2 separate regions of the Homo sapiens genome follow, and region 2 is linked to region 1. The links are chromatin loops, found by intact Hi-C in ENCODE. Cell type or tissue: OCI-LY7. All regions are shown on one strand.

Region 1 (4,000 bases):
GAATTTGAACTTATCTGCATTTCCATCAAGTTCCCAGGTGATGCCAAAGCTGCTGGACTGTGGACCATACTTTGAATAGCAAGGATTGAGAGGTAGAAAACTACTGGAAGCAGCATCTCTTACTGCTCCACTCCCATTCACCTGCCTGGGGACACAGAAAAATAGCGTTAGTTATTGAAAGAGTAAACCAGCTTGGCAAAATTTGTAGTTATTTTAGATTCTAGGCAGGAAAAAGCCACTAAAGATTTTCACTGGAAAAGAAGAATATTAACTTTTCTAGCTTTCAGAAAAGTGAACATAAAATGAATTTTGAGCCAAACATCATAAAAAACAGTAACAGCAATAGTAATAATACATGTGTATTGTGTGAATAGAGGGCAAAGATGATTACTACACCAGGATTGCTGAATTCTGAGTCCCTGTCTGCTGAGAGTGGATATATGTAGTCTTTTCCAGCAAGTACTTTGAATTTCAGGAGAGCACACAAAATAAGCAAACAAACAAGCAAAAGAGGTAATAAAAAGATCCAACAGCCTTGTGGAAATCATTTCAGCTTTTCTCTGTACTAATAATTGTTAGGTCAGTTTGCAATACACAGGGAAATTTTTCCTCAAAGTCTGTGCAAAGGTAATTCAACTTAGACATCACAGGCAAAAAATAGAATGGGAAATGTAAAAAGTTTACCAGGTGTAATTGAATGAAGGACAAGTTTCCTAATCTCTTGTTTACTCTGTTGGAGATATATTTAGGAGAATTTCCTAGTCTGCTTTATAACTTCCTCTTTGGCCACTATCTTGACCTGGAATAATTACAAAAAGAATGTATTAGAGCACAGTAATATTGTCCACAGAAAATCTGTCTATCTGTGCTCATGTCCTCTGGCATCCACCTAGCTTTGTAGCTCATTTCGTTTGGAAAAGAAAAAATAAATACAGAATATTGCCACTTCCTGAGTTACATTTAGGACATGATGTTGTTACTAAATTTACCGTCTTTCACAGTAACATAACCTATGCAATGAGATTTTTTGAGAAGTAATTTTATTTTAAATAAGCGTTAGTATAGAGGCATTTAATCTTGGCAGATATAATTTGCTGTCTTTCAGACATGCTACAGTTGGCGGAAGAGATTACTTTTGTCATGCTGATAAGAAACATGCCATGTGATGTACTATATCATATCAAGTGATGTTATTGAATGACATAGACATCAAATAACACCTTCCCTCAAACCAACCCTTTGTGTATGCACTGTCAGGTTGAATGAATTAACAATAGCAACATACAGGTTTCACACAGACTTTCAAAAATTTTGAGCATTCATATTATGTATTTTTCACAAGGAAGCTGTTTCTTATGTATTTTATGTTAAATTTGAAAAATATATATACTCTGTGTGGATTCATTTTTATGATGTACTTTTTTCTAAAATTGTTTAATATTTATGTTTCAAGTTTTAGAATTGCAGTAAAATCCTATTGTAATTGCCAATGTTAGTGTTTGTCTGACTGTGATTTTTAAAAAATGTAAACCAAAAAATCATTAGGACAATAACAGGTATGATTTCAAGTTATATAGCTCTTAAGCTCATTCAACAAATAATTTTATTTGGTTTTAGAAATAAAATATGAGCTATTTTCTTGTATTTCATTATCACAAAGACAACGAAAACACTTATCAGTGAGTATTCATGTTACCATAACAAATAAGTATGCCACACTAAATTCAGACTGTATGTGATACAAGCCTGCCATCTACTGACTACACAGGAAATAGAAACCTACTTAGTCACAAGAAATGGATGAAACACTTCACAATTAATATTTAAATTTAAAGTAGGATAAAGTAATATTCTATATTTGACCAGTTTTCAGTTCATAATGATAAAAACACCTTAGCACAAGTCTCAGAAGTAGATTAGTATCCTAGTAAATAATTATTTAAAGACAATATAACACATTCAGATACTAATATAATCAATTTTTCTAATCATTAGCACTGCATTGAATCATTCTTGAGAAAAGATGACCTCTAATGAAAATAAATAATTTGAAGTTTCTTAACTATATCATAACCTGCCATGTTAAAAAGTAGTAATAGAGATTATAAAATTTTAAGTTTGTATAAATCCAATGCTTACTCAGTGATGAAAAACTAGATAAGAAAATGTTGCACACTGGACAAAACATATGTAATTACTAGCATTTACAATAATAAAGCTTTCCTTTTACAAAGAATGAAGGTAAAATTTATTGAAAAATCACAAGACGTGCATGTTATGAGGCTGTATAAAATATTTTTGATATCACTTTAAAAATTAGAAAAGACGTACCATTTATGTCTAAGTCAATATTCATTTCTGTATATTTAAACATGCACAGAAAATAATATTCTGATAGATAAAAAATTGGTGGCTATCATTAGGATAGAAGAAGGATGGGGACATTCTTATATTAAGGCCTTGTTTAGGAATAAAAATATTTTAAAATAAAATAAAAGTCATATGGTCAACCATGTTCTACTTTACTTCCCCTTGTGTCATCAAATTCAGTACATAGTTATATTTTATTCGATATTTAAATTTTCATTTTTATCATCAAGCATTTTTATTTGAAATGGAATTATGATAAACAGTTATAGGCACATGACTTTGAGGGTTTTAGTTTTAGTTTTGTTTTTTAAATGACAATCTAAATTGATAATATATCTTTAGAAGTACATATGAATGCAAACAGCAAGTGGTACAGAAAAAAAATTTCATTAAAAATTTAAGATAAATTCTAAATTGATCAAACAAGCCCAAAATACAAAATCTACAAAATGTCAACCTCTAATAATATCTTGGTCATTCTCTGTTGTTTAAATACTTCAAGACAGTCCTAGGTGATAAAAATTGGAGAATGTCAAGAGTTTTAATTTTTAATCATCTTTTCATGTTGATAATAAATGAGTGGGAATTGGGCCATTATTTAAAATAGAAAATTAAAAGATTTGCAGCATTTATTAACTAGCTCTCAGGACCCTAATTATATAAGAAGTATAAATGCAGTCTTTATGTATAATAAAAAAAGTCATTTTTTAGTCTACATATGATCATTTTGTGTGTTCATAGTTTCATATAATAACATATTTTTAATTAGCATTGCAAATGAGTAATGTCAATACATATAAATATTTCATGATATTCACCCAATATAACAAAAAATAGATTACCAATATTTGAAACAGGAAAAATCAGAAACTTTTTTTTATCCTTAACAATATTGTTAATTTCTTATTTTCAAAGCTCCTATGACTCAGTTACCTTACATAGAATGCATTACTAGGAGAACAAAAAGGAAATAGACTAATAAGAGAAAAAGATTGCTGTAAATACCATGGCAGTTTGTAAGTCGTAAAACTTTCATAATAAACATAAGGCTAAAGATAAATCTGTCTATACCTTGTGGAGTTAATTAGCAATTGATTTAGAGTAGTGATAAATGGATACTTGCTATTATGATTCTTAAGAGCATTCTTTAGGGACTAAGTATGAAATATAAGTTAAAAGATTCCACTGCAAACAGATAACTTGATTGCTTTTCAGCTTAAGAGTTGGAAACTCTTAATGATAATACATTTAGGAAAACACCTAAGACAAAATAGGACCTAATGTTCTCTAAGTTCACCAAATGCCCTGTGATAGAGATATGTAGTATATAATATGCCATAAGATACAGATCAGAAACAGAAATGGGTGAACTGACAAGTTTAACTGATTATACCAACTGAAAAGACAAAGAATATGTTTGTTGCTGAAACATGCTGGACTGAAGAGCTATAGTTTTATTTTAAATCGAGTTACAATAACAAATAATACTAGTCAAATGTCAATTCCATAGCAACTAAATGAGTCCTAGCTTTCTACCAAGTAAATTCAAATCAGGAGTGAGAAGTACTCTATTTCCACAGCCTATTTTTCCTGCTAGTCTAAAAAGGCAATGCTTTTTAAAAGTCAGAGG
Region 2 (4,000 bases), 320 kb before region 1:
CTACTTGGAGTTTGTTGAGCTTCTGGAATGTGTGAATTAGTGCCCTTCAATAAATTTGGGAATATTTTTGCCATTGTTTTTTAAAGATATTTTTTTTGTTTCTATTTTCTCTCCTTTCCTTCTGGTACTGTTATTACATGTGAATTGGTGTGCTTGATGATTTCCCACACTTCTCTGAGGCTCTGTTTATTTTTTAGATTCTTTGTGCTATTTGTCAGCTTGCATAATCTCAATGAATTTATCTTCAAGTTTGCTAATTGTTTCTACTGTCAGGTCAAATCTATTTTCCCAAACTCTTTCAAATGAAGTCAGTACCCTTGGAAATGGAAAAGAAATTATCTTTTGTAAGCCCTGCTTATCCCCTCAGTGAGAAAAAAAATCACTGAGAGACGGCACTGGAACTGGATTGAAAATGGCCTACACTTCTCTGAGTGTCCCCCTGTTCTAGAAACTGAGTACTCAGTCATGTGGATGTGTGAAGGCAGCATCCCAAGGTCCTCTTGGCTTATTTCTAATGGCATGGAATAGCCACTGCATTAGCAGGGGCAAGGTCAAGGAGGACCCCACTATTCTATGCATGCCATGCCCTAGGCAGAGCCTCTAGTACATAGGTGGAAGATGGACAGCAGGTGGAAATTCTCACCTCTCAACTGTACCAACCTTGGGCTTAGGCTTATGTTTGGATATCTAAGGCAGGATTTGAAATGCCAAGTCCTGATTATTTAAAACAGAAAGCACTCCAACTGAAAAATGGGTATAGAAGGAGCCCTGTTCTTGTTTGAAGCAATCTAGAATGCAGTCTTCACCTCACTGAGCTGGGAGTGGGGAAGAAAGAAGTGGTCTTGTTCAAATGCCACAGACTATCATCTTTCTTATTAAATATTTCTAGATTTTCTTGAAGAAATGTTTCTTGATTTGCTGTTTATCCTTAGGGCCATTTCTAGAAGCTTAAATGTATCTATGTTTGTATGTATACGTATGCCTGTATGTGTGTATATGCATACCTGTTTGTATATATGTACATGTATGTGTACATGTATATGTGTGTATGTGTATATGTATACATAAACTTTTGCTTTTACTCTGTAGTAGAACAGCAGAGCTTGCACACTTCGTGTTAGAGAGGTTTATTAACTAAATCCATTTTTAACATGATAGCCAGATTGTTCCTTCTTAACAATAACTTAAATATATTACATTTATTTCTCCACTTAAAACCTTCTATGGGATTCCGCAATAATATTCTTTACCCCTTGTGATATTCAACCTCCAAAGTGGTCACAACGATCTCCAGCCAGTTGAATTCACACCCTTTTGTGGTCTCTACACATTTTCCAAGAGTCTTTTTATGTGACCAATAGTATTTGACAGAAGTGAGCATCTATGTTATTAGGATACTCCATTAGCCTATAGAGACAGACATGCAGTGAGGAACTAACAGTAGATGTGAAACTGAGGCCTTCCAAAGCCATGTTAATAAGCTTGAAAAAAGATTCATTCTCATGTGAGCCTTCACATAAGACTGCATTCCTGCCTGACTAGTTTTGACTGCAGTAACATTGAAAGCTAGAGTCAAAATCACACAGGTAAACTGCTACTAGATTCCTGACACAGAACATAAGAGACAAGATATATTTGCCCATGAGGACAAAAATTTTTTTTCATTATATAAACTAATCTATTTTCTGTCCTTAAAATATTTCTGGCACTTAATAAATACTCAATATAAATTTGCTGAGCAAATGAATGTTTGCATTTTATTAGATTTCAGTGACTCTATATAAAATATTTTCAATATAATAAAGAATATTTGTATATTTTCTAAATGTATATAAATTTTCTATCTTGCATATCTTATGTAAGATTTAAGAAGTAACTCAGAATAGAAGTCTTTGAGGTTTCACTGTAACACTTGAGAAAAGCAGAAAGTCTAGAGTGTACTCATCAGGATAATCTTACTTTCTAAAAAGGAACACCCATACCCCTTCCAGAGGTCTAGTTTTCTGTCAGCCTGATGAAAGACAACTTAATTCCCAGAAATTTTAGGAAATGATAGAAGACCAGAAATTGACTTGAGGGATTTTTATAGCTAGACCAATCATTTCTAAGGGGAAATGGAACTATTGCCAAGTTTGTAGTATATACTGGTATAAAACTTTCATAAAACATCCTAAATTCCTATAGACATGTTTAATAAAATAACTCACTTCTTCTAACAGATATGTGTTTCAGTGCAATATTTTATTAAGAAAACTTTGATTTACTTCCCACTGGACACGTGCAATCTTAGCCTGAGGTGACTAAAAGCACCTGTTTCTAAGAATGCTGTAATTCATGTTAATGTTGGTGTTGAACACCAGGCCTTGTGGAATCCAACGTATCACTGCTTTCTTCCTGTATGATATTAGGTTGCTGCAAAAGCAATTGTTGTTTTTGGCGTTACTTTTATTGGCAGAAACCGCAATTACTTTTGCATCAATTTAATAAAAATCTGGTAAGTTATAAATTTGAGTAATTTAAAATAAATGTGCTAATATTTATATGTCTGTGTAAATTTTCGAGTGCTTCTATGGCCTGGAAAAAAAATCATAACTGCATGTATTTATAACAGCAAATTATATCATAATCATCATAAAACATGATTAGTGCCTCAATTTATTTATTGTTATAGCTAGAAATAATTGTTTGACTATGGAGGAAGAAGCAGAACTCTTTAAATATATGTTAAACTATTCACTTACTCCAAATATTATAAATAGACAACTTTGATTTGATCTATAATTGTGAAGTATAATTGGTATGTGAAAGATATCTGAATTATATCTATTTAATATATTAGTGTACAAATTAGATATAATATTCATTTAAAAAAGTTTCTGCATTTCAAATTGACTAAAGTGTATGTTGAAAATATTATTTTCTATTGTTAACCTAGGTAAATATCACACTAAGATTCCAAAAGTAGTTATGCATTGCTATAGTCATAACATATGACAGAAATATTTAGCATTATAAAATAAATATATATTATTTTTGGTATCAAGAACATAAATAATAAGTGATCGTGTGACAAAATCTGAGAAAAATGTTTTGAAATGTTTTGCTTTGGCTCCTGGGTTCATACAGCTGTTTTTGAGACATTAACATTTATATTAGATTTAATAATATATACACTATTAAATATTTGGAAAATTAGCAAGATGAATTTGTGCAAACAGTTATATATAGTTCTGTTTGTTCTTATTTTTTATATATGTGGTGTTATGATATATATTGGTTTTCATTCATGGTTTTTTGTTTATAACTCCCATAGCCCTTATTAAAGTTTTTTGTTATCATGTTGGCTGTTTTAGAACTCAGGAAACAGAATCTCGCTCTTACCTTCCTTGTACTTGCCCAAAGGCAGGGCTCTAAACTTCCCATGCCTTTCTGACTGTGGGTCTTAAGACCCTCTCCAGAGAGGAGTCCACCCTACAATCTGGGAGAAGGAATGCTGACATCATGAAGATTCCATAAGAGCCCGAGGCCTGGGTTTGAGGAGCTTCTACAAAGTGGAACACATGGTGGTTTCTGGAGGATGCTGTACTCAGGGAGGGCATGGAAGGTCCACACCCCTTCCCCCATACCTTGCCCTGTGTGTCACTTCATCTGTATCCTTTGTCATATCCTTTACAATAAACTGGTAAGTGTAAGTGATTCCTTGAGTTCTGTGCACTGCTCCAGCAAATTAATCCGACCCAAACAGGGGCTCATGGGAACCCCAACTTGAAACCAGTGGGTCAGAAGTTCCAGAGGCTTGGACCTGTGACAAGCATCTAAAGGGAGTGGGGCAATCTTGGGGACTCAGCACCCAACATGTGGGATCTGACACTATCTCTAGGTAGATAGTGTGACAATTGAATTGGAGGACACTCCGCTGGTGTCTGCAGCTTGGTGTGTGGGGAAAATACCAACACGTTTGGTCACAGCAGTCTGCTTCTGTATTGGTGATTGACTTGGC

Evidence for each region. A loop is a pair of places that touch in the nucleus more often than their neighbours do. Peaks named below come from ENCODE experiments on the same cell type or tissue, not always from the same donor. Only the 100,000 strongest peaks of a DNase experiment are listed, where the experiment ranks them.
Region 2: a loop joins it to region 1, with 2.8 times the contacts of the local background. A loop is called at or near these places in 1 of 110 quality-filtered maps.

What each region holds. Positions count from the first base shown.
Region 1 is chr13:62,318,071-62,322,070 of GRCh38, reverse strand. LINC01074 (long intergenic non-protein coding RNA 1074) reads right to left here and starts at 766. Exons shown (of 2, transcript NR_149075.1): 1 at 685-766; 2 at 1-145. In OCI-LY7, CTCF peaks have their summits at 1,545 and 1,752 (motif pointing left); a DNase peak (open chromatin) is centred at 1,730.
Region 2 is chr13:62,638,239-62,642,238 of GRCh38, reverse strand. No RefSeq gene overlaps it. Among named protein-coding and RNA genes, the nearest start is that of LINC00448, 160 kb to the left of the region's middle. In OCI-LY7, no CTCF peak of the experiment used is centred here; a DNase peak (open chromatin) is centred at 2,338.